Linked DNA regions of Homo sapiens: regions 1 and 3 are each linked to region 2. Evidence: chromatin contacts called from ENCODE Hi-C or POLR2A ChIA-PET data. All regions are on one chromosome and are shown on one strand. Each heading gives the region's core, a stretch centred on a gene start or an enhancer-like site at or near the end of the contact. The rest is flanking DNA. Distances are from core to core; before and after follow the strand shown. Region 1 holds the start of HCG25 (HLA complex group 25). Region 2 has its middle 17 kb from the start of SMIM40. Region 3 holds the start of B3GALT4 (beta-1,3-galactosyltransferase 4).

The links. Hi-C counts contacts between places; a loop is a spot of excess contacts on that map. ChIA-PET counts read pairs that join two places held with the same protein, here RNA polymerase II (POLR2A). Pooled maps may share reads with other maps.
Region 1: a loop to region 2 is called in a map of B cell, with 13 times the contacts of the local background. The contact joins the promoter of HCG25 here to the enhancer-like site in region 2. A Hi-C loop is called at or near these places in 5 of 168 maps with a recorded cell type or tissue (B cell, CD4-positive, alpha-beta memory T cell, CD8-positive, alpha-beta T cell and 1 more), 3 of 37 single-sample maps with no recorded cell type and 13 of 50 pooled maps. POLR2A ChIA-PET finds 5 or more read pairs at or near these places in 9 of 52 experiments (CD4-positive, alpha-beta T cell, CD4-positive, alpha-beta memory T cell, Caco-2 and 6 more).
Region 3: a map of B cell shows a loop between it and region 2 (12-fold over the local background). The contact joins the promoter of B3GALT4 here to the enhancer-like site in region 2. A Hi-C loop is called at or near these places in 20 of 168 maps with a recorded cell type or tissue (B cell, CD4-positive, alpha-beta T cell, CD4-positive, alpha-beta memory T cell and 15 more), 35 of 37 single-sample maps with no recorded cell type and 26 of 50 pooled maps. POLR2A ChIA-PET finds 5 or more read pairs at or near these places in 25 of 52 experiments (A673, AG04450, B cell and 21 more).

Annotation. Positions count from the first base shown.
Region 1 is chr6:33,247,262-33,251,699 of GRCh38, reverse strand. It overlaps HCG25 (HLA complex group 25), which reads right to left and starts at 2,164. Exons shown (of 5, transcript NR_044997.1): 1 at 2,045-2,164; 2 at 1,811-1,910; 3 at 989-1,084; 4 at 1-187. VPS52 (VPS52 subunit of GARP complex) reads left to right here. Exons shown (of 20, transcript NM_022553.6): 19 at 64-182; 20 at 713-1,422. The coding sequence ends at 859.
Region 2 is chr6:33,343,737-33,348,344 of GRCh38, reverse strand. No RefSeq gene overlaps it. Among named protein-coding and RNA genes, the nearest start is that of SMIM40, 17 kb to the right of the region's middle. RefSeq lists a silencer at 1,066-1,266. Within about 2 kb of position 2,949, at least 12 of the 41 ENCODE cell types and tissues checked have a DNase peak (open chromatin) inside an H3K27ac peak, as active enhancers do; they include B cell, CD4-positive, alpha-beta T cell, CD8-positive, alpha-beta T cell and 3 more, where a contact is called at or near this core.
Region 3 is chr6:33,274,271-33,278,405 of GRCh38, reverse strand. It overlaps B3GALT4 (beta-1,3-galactosyltransferase 4), which reads right to left and starts at 1,283. Exons shown (of 1, transcript NM_003782.4): 1 at 1-1,283. The coding sequence starts at 986. RPS18 (ribosomal protein S18) reads right to left here. Exons shown (of 6, transcript NM_022551.3): 3 at 2,523-2,609; 4 at 2,340-2,441; 5 at 2,139-2,230; 6 at 1,895-2,015. The coding sequence ends at 1,940. RefSeq lists enhancers at 1-418, 1,153-1,885.

The DNA of each region.
Region 1 (4,438 bases), core at 915-3,414, 96 kb after region 2:
AGAACTTAGTGGAGTTGAAGATCAGCCAGATCCCTCTCTGACACTGTTTCCTCCTGCTATTAGCCCGGGTAACTCAGCTGATCCGTGGCTTTGGTAGTTCCTGGAAATCATCAGTGGAATCTCTGAGTCAGGATGTAATGCGGAGTTTCACCAACTTCAGAAATGGCACCAGTATCATTCAGGTGACCTGCAAGTCCCAGGCCCCACTCAGATCCCCCATCATTAATTATTTTCCCCATCTTTTTGCTGGGCTCAGCATCATCTAAGTGACCCTTGGTCTTCAGTTACTAGCTGTGCCCAAAGTTCTGTATGAGCCCTAACCTGATTCTTTTTTTTTTGTTTGTTTTGTTTTTTTTTTGAGACAGAGTCTAGCTCTGTTGTCCAGGCTGGAGTGCAGTGGCACAGTCTCGGCTCACTGCAACCTCTGCCTCCCAGGTTCAAGTGATTTTCCTGCCTCAGCCTCCCAAGTAGCTGGGATTACAGGTGCCTGCCACCACAACCAGCTAATTTTCGTATTTGTAGTAGAGATGGGGTTTCACTGTGTTGGCCAGGCTGGTCTCGAATTCCTGACCTCGTGATCTGCCCGCCATGGCCTCCCACAGTGCTGGGATTACAAGTGTGAGCCACTGCGCCTGGCCGCCTAACCTGATTCTTAATCATCACTATTAGCACCATTTTACGGTTTGATCCCTCAATGACTTTCTTTGACCAGGGAGCGCTGACCCAGCTGATCCAGCTCTATCATCGCTTCCACCGGGTGCTGTCCCAGCCGCAGCTCCGAGCCCTCCCTGCCCGGGCTGAGCTCATCAACATTCACCACCTTATGGTGGAGCTCAAGAAGCATAAGCCCAACTTCTGATGTGCCAGAAACCGCCCTGAGATCTGCCGGTCATCTCCATGGACTTCTGCACCCCATTCCATACCCTTCTTCACCTGGGGTACCCCTTCCAGTTTTCCCCTTGCTTCCCAGGCCCTTGACATGGCTTACCTGCCTTCACTCCCAGCACCTTGCCCAACAGGATAAGCTGGATCCCCTTGGCCTTCTGAATATCCCAGTGTCTTCAGGTTTCCCAAGACCACTTCCCTGTGGGCTTCCAAAATGGCCTTTATCATTTCTCCAGTCTGTCACCCTCCTTTCCTGCTCCCATACACCCAAGGCTTGTTTCTTCCCCTGTAAAAACCACTGCCTCAATCTCTGGTTCACTCAACTAGTCACCATGTCCTGAGGCATGAAGCCTCCTCAGCTCTTGGAATTGCTGGCAAGGGGTGACTGCCTCTGAGTCATTGTGTTTTTCAAAGTGATTTCTTTTCTGTAGCTTTTTGACCTAAGATCTCAGCAATTTGAACACTAACCTCTCCCCTCCTGGCTCAAGAATTACTCCGAAGTCAGTCTGCAGAAAATAAATATTTAGTATGACATGACACTTATCCCATTTCCTTTCTCCTTCCTCCTGAAGGTTTTTCAGGTGGCCCCATCTCTAGAATGACCTTTCCTTTCTGACTACTTCCTGGGCTTACATCCCTTCTGGTGGGTGTAACCTCTAACCTCTAGCTACTCCCAGGCCATTGGAGGAAGGTGGCCCCTGGCTAAAATAGCAGATGCTGCAAGGGATGAGAACCAGGCCGCGCAGCCCCAGACACTGTCCCAAGGGCTCCCTTGGGACAAGCCCAAGCTGACTCTGGAATCCCTCCTCCGTAGCAGCTCCATAGCTCCTCTGGTTGTGGCTGTGACAGCCCCTTGCTCGGGGGCTGCAGCACCCAACCCACACCCACACCGTTGGGGCAGGGCTAGACCAGGCGAAATTCGTACCATCCGTTTGTTTGACTTGGAGCCTTCCTGCTGTCCTCGCCTATACGCCTCGTTTGAACTTAGGCTCTAGACTGGAGAGACACGGGGACCCCTTTAAGGCCTAAGAAGAGAGGCGCAGTTAAGGAAAAATGTTACGTTTCCTGTGTCCTCCACCCCTACGGCCTAAACATTCCCTCCCCAGGTCCCTGGAGAGTGGTGGAAAGCGGTTCCTCCCCGCTTAGGCCCTTCGGATGCAGGTCTAGCCCGTCGGCAACGGGAGGTGTCCTGAGTGGGTCTGTGACTGCCGAGCACACCCGCCGCGGAGCGGAGGCTGCTGCTTCCTGAGGCTGAGAGTGGATCCGGCTCCGGGCTCTCCTAATTGGCGGACGCTGGGGGGCGGCGTGGTAAGGCAGAACGGAGCGGCATCTCAGCTCTCGCCTTTTCAGGGTTCCGCCCCATATCCGAGAGCCGCTCTCTAATTGGCTTGGGAAACCGTATCTCAGCGCTTTGGCCTAGCGACTTTGAACGTGTTTGCGCCTGAGACCGAAGTGCAGAAGAGGGCGAGCGCAGGAGGAGAGGCTTGGTGAATCAGCGATTCCTGATTGGCCAGGCGTGCCTTGAGGGCGGGGCCAGAACTGCGTCCTTAACTGACCTCGCCCTTGCCCAGATCACCGCCTCCGCGTTGCTCCGGGTTTACCCCGCCTGACTCGCTGCGCTATGCGTTCCCTCACGCCTGCCGGATGCCAGGCGGCGATGTGCCAGGCTCTGAGGGGCCGCGAGCTCACCCCAGACGCCGGCCCCGGGAATCCTCTGCTCCTCCACTTTCCCTTCCCGCTACTGGTTTCTTGCCCACCCACTCCCAGGTGTCACTCTTGGGACATCCAGATGTTCTGACATTTGACCTGACTCCAGCCTCAGCGCGAGGACGGGAGAAGGGCCAAGGGTATGAGATTTTGGACAGGAGAGGCATTGGCTACTCTGACAAAGAGCGTGGATTCCCAAAGAAAGGGTCCCCAGATACCCCGCAGGGGAGACTGTCGAGACAGGCGACTTTAGCCAACTAATGCTCGCACGCGAGGAGGGCTGTGCAGGCAGGCACCACGGTTCTTCACAGCCTTCCTTCTTTCCTTCCCCTGTCCGTCGCAGAACCCAAATCCTCAGAGCTGATCGAGAAGCGCGTGTTGTTGCAGAAGTCACTGAGGGGCAGACCTGGAATGTGAGCCGTGGGGCGAAGGGACAGCTCTGGAGACTCGTGATTCCGGAACCCGGTGGGCATTCAAGTGATACTGGAGCACGCAGTTTTCGGGGACATTAAGCTCGCCCCAGGGGTCCACAGGAACCCTCTGACCCAACGGTCTCTCTGGACAGGATGATCCAGAACAGACGGTGAAGAGACAAAACAGCGTGAAAGGGAGCGGCGATACCTAAACTGACCTCCGGAGGGCAGCATGATCAAGGGAAGGAGCTGTTCTCGCTCCGCTCAAACCCCCGCGCAGCCTCTGCAGCTTACTCCTGCTTCGGAAGGCGGCGAGGTTCCACCCCCACCACCCCGGTCCCCGCCGCCCTCTTCGCGCTGAAGCTGCGGAGGGTCTTTTTCTTCAGCCCCCAAATCCTCTGCTCTGTGGCTTAAGATTCCCAGGCTTAAACCCATAACTGCTAGGGTCATCACTCCTCAAACTTCTCCCTCACTTGTTTTGCTGATGACGGACACAGGGGCCTCACAGACTCAGAAGCATCTGGAGTCATTTCGAAGGACAGAACTGTGGCAATATCCTCTTTCCCCCTCCTAATCTCTGAGAACAGTGTCTGTATATGGCACGGGGGTCCCTAGTGTCATATAGAAGGACTCGGAGATGTCCTCATGGGCTGTAACGGCCCCCGGTGCTATTCAGGGATCTCTGTTCTTTAAAGAAATATCATTTCCCCTTATTTCTCTACCTTTGTGCCCTCACCTCGCCCTGAATTGTTTCTTAAACTGGGCTTTCTGGGAAACGTTTACTTCGTGTTCAACAGCAAAGTCTCGGCATAAGGCGAGGGCGGCAGGGGGTGGGGGGCGGGCGTTTGCTCGCCTTGGCATTAATTTCAGAGCTGCTGAACGTGGACAAAAGAGAGGGAACATCCTCCTTTCTTCCATTCCTGTAAATATGGACCCACCCACCCTCCACTTAAGATGGGTGGCTTTTCTGATTTTAAGATATCAAGCAGCCTGGCGAGGTGGCTGACACCTGGGATCCCAGAACTTTGGGAAGCCGAGGCGGGAAGATCCCTTAAGGCCAGGAGTTCTAGACCAGCCTGGCCAATATGGCGAAAACCCATCTCTACTAAAAATACAAAAATTAGCCTGGCGTGGTGGTGCCTGCCTATAATCCCAGCTACTAGGGTGGCTGAGTCAGGAGAGTCGCTTGAACCTGGGAGGCGGAGGTTGTAATGAGCCGAGATGGCCACTGCACTCCAGCCTGGGTGACAGTGAGACTCTGTCTCAAAAATAATAATAATAATAATAATAAAAAGATATAAATTGGCTGGGCTTTAAAATAAAGTAGTCAGAGGCCCAGGGTGGTGACTCATGCCTGTAATCCTTTTGGAAGGCAGAGGCCAGAGGATCTTGAGCACAGGAGTTTGAGACTAGCCTGGGCAACATAGGGAGAC
Region 2 (4,608 bases), core at 1,700-4,199:
AATAGCAGATGGAACACTAAGAAGTGATTTCCTTGAGGATAGATTTCCACGATGGAAAGGAAATGAGAGGTTCTAAGAGGTGGGCTAGCAGCTTGTAACTTACATGGAAGAGGTTATGAAATGACAGCAGAATAGAATGGGCCTGTGAGGCTGTTAGGAGATATTTTCCTTGGTCCAAGAACCATTTGCCTTGTGTGGGAAGAGACTGATAGGTAGAAGTTTCAGCAGGAGAGTAGGTGGGAGTGACCCATGAGAATGAGAAAAATTGGCCGTGAGGGACAGAATTTGGAATGCTAGCTGCTTCTTTAGCTACCTTATCAGCAAAAGCATTGCCCTGAGCGATGGGATCTGACGCCTTTTGATGGCCCTTGGAGTAAATGACTCCAGCTTCCTTTGGAAGTAAAGCGGCCTTGAGAAGAGTTTTTATTAAAGAGGCATTAATGACAGAGGACCCTTGCGTAGTGAGGAAACCTCTTTTTGCCCATATAACAATATGGTGGTGCAGGATATGGAAGGCATATTTAGAGTTGTATAAATATTGACATGTAGTCCCTTTGCAAAAGTGAGGGCTCGAGTTAAGGCAATGAGTTCAGCTTGCTGAGAGGTAGTGGAGAGGGGCAGAGCAGTAGCCTCAATGATAGATGTGGAAGATACTATAGCATAGCCTGCCTTTGCTGGTGTGTGGCAATTAGGCCTGGTAGAACTACCATCAATAAACCAAGTGTGATCAGGGTGAGGAACAGGAAAGAAGGAAATACGGGGAAATGGGGTGAATGTCAGGTGGATCAGAGAGATACAGTCATGGGGGTCAGGTGTGGTATCAGGAATAATGTGGGAGGCTGGATTGAAGTCCTGGCCAGGAACAATGGTAACTGTGGGAGACTCAACAAAGAATGAGTACAGCTGAAGGAGCCGGGGAGCAGAAAGTATACGTGTTAGATGTGAGGAAGAAAATAGATTTATGAGAACTGTAGAGAGTGAGTTGAGCATAGTTTGTGATTTTGAGGGCCTGTAAAAGTATTAGGGCAGTGGCAGCCACTGCACGGAGACATGATGGCCAGCCTAAAACAGTAAGTCAAGTTGTTTGGACAAAAAGGCTACAGGGTGCGGTCCTGGTCCTTGTGTAAGAATTCTGACTGTACAGCCCTGCACTTCGGCTGTGTGTAATGAAAAGGGTCGGGATGAGTCATGGAGAGCTAGTGTGGGAGCTGTGTTTTAAGGAATGGAAAGGGGAGAGGAGAAAGGATTTAGGATCTATGGGGTCAGCTAGGTTTATCTAGAACAGAATAATGGGTTGTGGAGGGAGGTATTGAGGATAGGAGAGTATATGGGTTTGGCACCACAGGGTGGATAGGCAAAACAATTTGGTCGATATGGCGCAGATCCTGAACTAACCTGTAAGGCTTATCTGGTTTTTGGACAGGTAAAATGGGGGAATTGTAAGGAGAGTTTATAGGCTTTAAAAGGCCATGCTGTAACAGGTGAGTGATAACAGGATTTAATCCTTTTAAAGCATGCTGTGGGATGGGATACTGGCATTGAGCGGGGTAAGGGTGATTAGGTTTTAATGGGATAGTAATGGGCGTGGATAGTTCACCAGGGAGGGAGTAGAGGTGTCCCATACCTGTGGATTAAGGTGAGGAGATAAAAGAGAAGGACGTGAAGGAGGCTTTGAACTGGGGAAAAGGGCAGCAACGAAATGTGGCTGTAGCCTAGGATTAGTCAGGGAAGCAGATAATTTAGTTAAAATGTCTCGACCTAATAAGGGAGCTGGGCAGGTGGGGATAACTAAAAAGGAGTGCATAAAAGAATATTGTCCAAGTTGGCACCAGAGTTGGGGAGTTTTAAGAGGTTTAGAAGCCTGGCCATGAATACCCACAACAGTTATGGAGGCAAAGGAAATAGGCCTTTGAAAAGAAGGTAATGTGGAGTTGGTAGCCTCCATATTGATTAAGAAGGGTGACTTACCCTCCACTGTAAGAGTTACCCAAAGTGTCCGTGATGGCCCGGGAGGCTTCGAAGGTGATCAGACAGCATCAGTCTTCAGCCGCTAAGCTGAGAAGATCTGGGAAGGAGTCAGTCAGAGAGTCTTGGGCCAGAGATCCCAGAGCTCTGGGAGTGACTGCGAGGCGAGTGGGACAGTCTGATTTTCAGTGGGGTCCTGCACAGATGGGACACGGCTTAGGAGGAATCCCGGGCTGTGGGCATTTCTTGGCCCAGTGGCCAGATTTCTGGCACTTGAAGCAAGATCCTGATGAAGAAGGTCCTGTAGGAATGCTTGACCACTGCGGTTTAGGCATGTGCGGCTTAGGCATTTTGAAGTTCTCGTGTGCTGGAGGTGCAGCTGGGTTTTGTCTCACAGCAGAGGCAAGTAATTGTAACTTTTCTCTATTATTGTACACCTTGAAGGCAAGGTTAATTAAGTCCTGTTGTGGGGTGACGTGCACCTGTAATCCCAGCTATTCAGGAGGCTGAGGCAGGAGAATAGCTTGAACCAGGGAGGTGGAGGTTGCAGTGAGCCGGGATCACGCTACTGCACTCCAGCCTGGGCGACAGAGTGAGACTCCATCTCAAAAAAAAAAAAAAATTATTCTTTGTTCATTTCCTGACCCATGATAACCGAACCCCTGGTATTTTTCGCGTGGGTCCTGTCCACCTGATGGTAGTCAGGACTGTCCCTTACCGGGATTTTCTTAAAATTGATGAGCTCTCCTCCTTTCACGCATAACTTCAAGGCGATCACGTCGGGTGCACCACTTGCAGAGTTTATAGCTTGCAGTGAACGCCAAGAATGAGTTCTTAGACAATTCCAGCTGAGTGGGGCCGGGGGAATGGGGGGGGCATTTCTTCTAAGAGAACCCGCCCCAGCATCCGTCTGCCAAGTATTTATTGAAAGTGCTTGTTAAACCACAAACATCCACTAGATGGCTTTTTGAGGTCGGGTCGTGAGACACCTGCGGCCTCGTAAAAGCACTCAAACCGCATTCTCAGGAGGCTGTTTTCAGCGTTCCTTATCACACCACACACTCCACTCCCTGTCCTGTTTTCAGGGTCAAGGAATTTCATTCTCACGCACAAATAACATACACACAGTGCCTCAGTATTCTTCCATGCCCCGACCTCAGATGCCATGTACATAAGCTTGAATATGTTGCTGTGCACCCCCCACACTCAAGTGTCCCCACCCCTTTAAATATGTTGTGTGGGGCTAGTTCTTCCATTGCCCATGAAAGATAACTCAGGCAGGCCACAGAGCATACCTGCTCAATCCTTGGAACAAAAAAAAAAATCCTCCAAGCATCATTCTGAATTACGTTTTTTCTCTCGGCCAGCTCCGACTGAGTGGTTTGACATGGGAAGCTGCCAGTGTGAAACTGGCAGAGTGGCTGGCTTCCTCAAGAATTTCTTTCTTGCCTTCCTGTGTCTGACTCTCCACCCTCTCCCTCACAGCCAGAAGCAGAGGAGGTGAGGGGGACAAAATGCTTTACCTGACGGCCATACACTGGAAGTGGTTTTGGTTTCCTCTGGCTGTGGTGGATGTTCAAATTGACTTTTGCTCTTGTGCGATGTTTGTGTGTCTTTTATAAACTCCCAGTAGCTGAATATCTCTCACTTATACTCTGTAGCCCAAACTTTGAATTATATTATTTTATTTTTTAACTTTTACTTTAGGTTCAGGGGTACATGTGTAGGTTCCTTATATAGGTAAAGTGTGTGTCATGGGGCTTTGGTGTACAGGTAATTTAATCACCCAAGTAACAAGCATAGTACCTGATAGGTCCCACCTTGAATTTGTCTAGGTGTTAGATTGGCTGCAGTTCTCTACCACTTCCTGTTATCTGAGGCCTTTACAGTGTGCCTTGGTGGCTAGTCACTCTCACCAAAAGGTAGAGTTTAGGAGGGCATGGTGGCTCCCACCTGGAATCCCAGCTACTTGGGAGGCTGAGACAAAAGGATCACTTGAACCCAGGAGGTCGAGGCTGCAGTGAACCATCCATGTTCATGCCACTGCACTCTAGCCTGGGCAACAGAGAAAGATCCTGTCTCAAAACAAACAAAAAAACATGGCAAAACCCTGTCTCTACTAAAAATACAGAAATCAGCCGGTGGTGGCATGCACCTGTAATCACAGCTATTGGCTGAGGCATGAGAATGGCTTGAACCTAGGAGGTGGAGGTTGCATTGAGCCGAGATCATGCCACTGCACTCCAGGCTGAGCGATGGAGAGAGACTCTGTCTCAAAAAAAAAAAAAAAAAAAAAGTTTGATAACACACTCAGCTGATGGGGTGGGGAAAGGAAACTGGTACTGTCACACATTGCCGACAGGAAGGAAGGTACACTGGTGCGGCTTCTACAGAAAGCATTTTAAAAATATCTACCCAAATCAAGTATTTACGTATTCTTTGACCTAGCAATTCTACTTCAAAGAACATACATTTACACTAGACATTTTTTTTTTGAGATGGAGTCTTGCTCTAGAGTGCGGTGGCACAATCTCAGCTCACTACAACCTCCGCCTCTGCCTCCCAGGTTCAAGCAGTCTTCCTGCCTCAGTCAGCCTCCTGAGTAGCTGGGATTACAGGTGCGCACCACCACGCACAGCTAAT
Region 3 (4,135 bases), core at 34-2,533, 68 kb after region 2:
AGCAGGAATTTCCCATAGCAGCACCGGTCTAGCGGGTAGTGGGTGGCACCAGCCAGCTTGACACACTGTGTTGGGGCGAGGCCTCCTCGTCGGGCACTTACCCCCACAAAGACATCCTCTAATGGGAGAAGGGGTGCCCGGCTGGCCACCTTGAGAATGAGCTGCACAGCAGACGCTGACAGCACATACCCCGTGCCTGAGGCATAGGGTGGAAAGGGGCCCCAGGTGTGAGGCCACTGCTCCTCTGATACGCGGTGCCTGCCCCCCGGTGTCCGAGAGGGGTTCACGCGCCAGTGCACCCGGCCCAAGTACAGAAGAGGCACTTCCTCGCTGTGCAAAACCTGGCCTCCTTCCTGCTCAGCCTCTCTCTGGGGTTCCGTGCTTCTCTCCCATTGCCCCCAACGGCCCCCTCGCAAGACCAGCTCTGATACCAGTTCAGGGACGTTGACATACACATCATCGTCCGTCTTGAGGACGTATCGGGCCATGGGGCAGTGTTTCTCAGCCCAGTTCAGCCCGCTGAGGGTCTTTAGGGTGAGGTTGCGGTAGGAGTCCTGGAAGGCGGCCTGCAAGATATCCCCCTGGGCTGCTGACTCCGAGGCCAGGTCACTCCCCTGGGAACCCCACACGGGGTGCTGTGCGTTCGGCTCTCCCAGCAAGAATAGCGTCTGTACCCTGAGCCCCCGGGCCTCGCGCAGCCCGCCCCACGAAGCCCGAATGGCGTTTCTCTGGTTCAGGTTCTCCGGAGCCGTGCACACCAGGATGAGCAGGAAGGGAGGGGCCCCGGGACCACTGCAAGCTTCCTGGTTGGGGATCAAGAGGCGGGGCAGGGCCAGGGGCGGCCCCGGTGAGGCGGGGGCTGGGAGCAGGGAGGCTAGTGAGAGGCTCAGCAGCTCCTCCCCCAACCCCGAAGGCCCGAAGAGGGTCCAGACGATCACCAGCAGCAAAGCGGCGAGAAGGAGGCGCCGGAAGAGCCTGAGCTGCATGGTGCGGCGTACTCCGAGGGGATCCGTAAGAGCGAAGGGCGGAGACTAGCTCCCCGGGCCTGGGTCACGGCCGGGGACTTAACCGACCACGCCCGGGATGCGGAGGTCTGAGCGCGCGACCGGGACCAGCGCACCCTGGGGGGCGGGGAGAGGCGGTGCAGCTGCGGACCGCGGTCGAGGCATGCTGCGGGGGTGGCTACCTTGTCGCCGCGGCCTCGCCGCCAGCAAGCTCCGCTCCATGGCTGGCCGACTGCGGCACTCACGGCCCCTCCCCCGCCTCGCCCCGGCGGCCGGTCTGCCGCCCGCTTCCGCGTTGCGCGCTCCCATCCCCGCCGGAAGCGGCGTCGGAGCAGCGCGGCAGGGCGCGGAAACCCGGGCGGGTGGAGTGGCACCAAACGGAGTGAGACCGGTCTGTCCAGCCGCTCCCCATCCCAACCCACCGACGTACTCCACCAGGGAGACCACACCCTTCATAACCAACGTCCGCGTTTTTGCCTTTGTTGCTTCGGTCACAGCCCGAAGGATTTTCCCTTATGACTAGATGACCCCTTAAAAGAAAACAAAAACAAAAACAAAAAAACCCAGAGTGACCAAGACCTGCAAACTCACCTTAACTGCAACTGGCTAGGCTCAGCTAACCCACTCCACAATGATGCTGCACACCAACCCCAGGGTGTTGGTCTCTAAACTGGTCTGGGTCAGCCCCTCAAGGCTGAACTGTTTTACCCTCACATTTCTCTTTACAGAGAGGGACATCACTAGCTACATATAGGGAGACTGGGGGGTCTGCAGCATCACCACTGCTAAAACTAATAGCACTGTGTGGGCAACTGAGTAGGGCAGCTCTAAATGGAAAAAGGACCCAGCACTTTAACATTCCCTATTAGAATGGACAGAAAGGACAGGAAGCCATAGGTATATAAACTATTTATTAACAGACAAGGCCTACAGACTTATTTCTTCTTGGACACACCCACGGTGCGGCCACGGCGGCCAGTGGTCTTGGTGTGCTGGCCTCGGACACGAAGGCTGCAGGTAAAAAGAGAAGAGTCACAGGTCATGCACAGCAGAAACAAAAGGTTGGGGAAAAAGAAGAGCGAGTAGGAGGAATGCTGAGTCGAGGTAGGCAGGGAGATGAGACCCCCCACTCACCCCCAGAAGTGACGCAGCCCTCTATGGGCCCGAATCTTCTTCAGTCGCTCCAGGTCTTCACGGAGCTTGTTGTCCAGACCATTGGCTAGGACCTGGATTCAGAGGAGGGGGCAAGGGATGTTTTATCCCCTGACCTCCTATGCCCAATTCTGTTAGGACCCTCCACCCTTCCTCTAATCCTGCCCTCATTTCAGTACACACCTGGCTGTATTTTCCATCCTTTACATCCTTCTGTCTGTTCAAGAACCAGTCTGGGATCTTGTACTGGCGTGGATTCTGCATAATGGTGATCACACGTTCCACCTGGCAGGCAGACCAAGGTCAGATCTAGATGGACCCCTTTCTGAGGCTGACCCCACCCCCAGCCCCCTTCCTTGTCCTCACCTCATCCTCAGTGAGTTCTCCCGCCCTCTTGGTGAGGTCAATGTCTGCTTTCCTCAACACCACATGAGCATATCTTCGGCCCACACCCTGAATGAAGTGAGGGGTTTCGGAATTAGTGTTGAATCTGATTTTTAAATTCCTTTATAGCCTCATTCAAAAAGCTCACAAAGGTAGGATCTGCAATAATCTATTTTGCAATCCCCTAGGTCACCCTTTCCTCACCCACCTTTCCAGATATAAACCGTTCGACAGAAGGTTAACTTTGGGCCGGTCGCAGTGGCTCACGCCTGTAATCCCAGCACTTTGGGAGGCCCAAGTGGGCAGATGACATTGAGGGCAGGAGTTCAAAACCAGCCTGGCCAACATGGTGAAACCCTGTCTCTACTAAAAATACAAGAAAAGTTGCTGAGCATGGTGGCAGGTGCCTGTAATCCCAGCTACTTGGGAGGCTGCAGCAGAATAGCTTGAACCTAGGAGGTGGAGGTTGCAGCAAGCCAAGATCACGCAACCACACTCTAACCTGGGCGACAGTGAGACCCCGTCTCAAAAAAAGAAAAAAGTAACTTTGTTCAGGGGTATGACTGAATCATGAACACAGAATTTAGTATTACAGACAACCCTTTGAAAGCAGGCAGTATCTTTTTTTTCCCCCATTGCTCAGCATATGTAGTTGTCACTAAGTGCCTTCTGATTCTTGCATTTAGGAGAACAAGGGGCCTGCCACTCCAAGCTGATGCAGTAAACCAGGGTCTTATGAGTTACAGGCTTTGATTAAGGTATTGGGCTGTCAGTTCCTCAGAATCTCTAAGGGTCACAATTATTTAGGCAAATCACTGTATCCCCATAATCAAAGTATTCCAAGATCACAAACTCAATTTTGTCAGTGCCCAGAACTGACTGCCCAAGTTATTATAAAAAGAAACTAATGCTTACATTGGTAGCATCACATCAACACCAGCACTAGCACCCATGCCATCTGAACTCATGAACCAAAGTGATTTGGAGAGTGAAGGAGGAACTGAATACTGAGCCCTGCCCCTCATTTTGTCCAACTAGAACATCAGAATGTGGCCCTATTTGGAAATAAGGTCGTTACGGAAATAATTAGGTAAAATGACGTTATATTTGATTAGGGTGGGCTCTAGATCCAATGACAAATCATGAGAGAGACACGAAGAGGACCATGAGATGACAGCAACAGATTGGAGTAATGCAGCTACAAGCCAAGGAACACTAAGGATTACTGACAACCACCAGAAGACAGGAAGAGGCAAGGTAGGATTCTTAAGTGCCTCCAGCGCCAAGAGTAATTTTCTGCTTAGTTTATATGAACTTGTTACAGTAGGCTCCAGGAAACTAAAACAAATGGCAGTTCCTATCTGCAAGAAAGAGATCAAGGGTTGGCTTCACCGTGGCTCATGCCTATATGCCTGTAATCCCAGCACTTTAGGAGGCTGAGGCTGGAGGATCACTGAGCCCAGGAGTTCAAGACCAGCCTGGACAACACAGCAAGATCCAGATTAGCCAGATGTGGTGGTGCACACCTGTAGCCCCAACTACTTGGAAAGTTGAGGTAGGAGGATTGACTTGAGCCCTGGAGGTCGAGGCTGCAG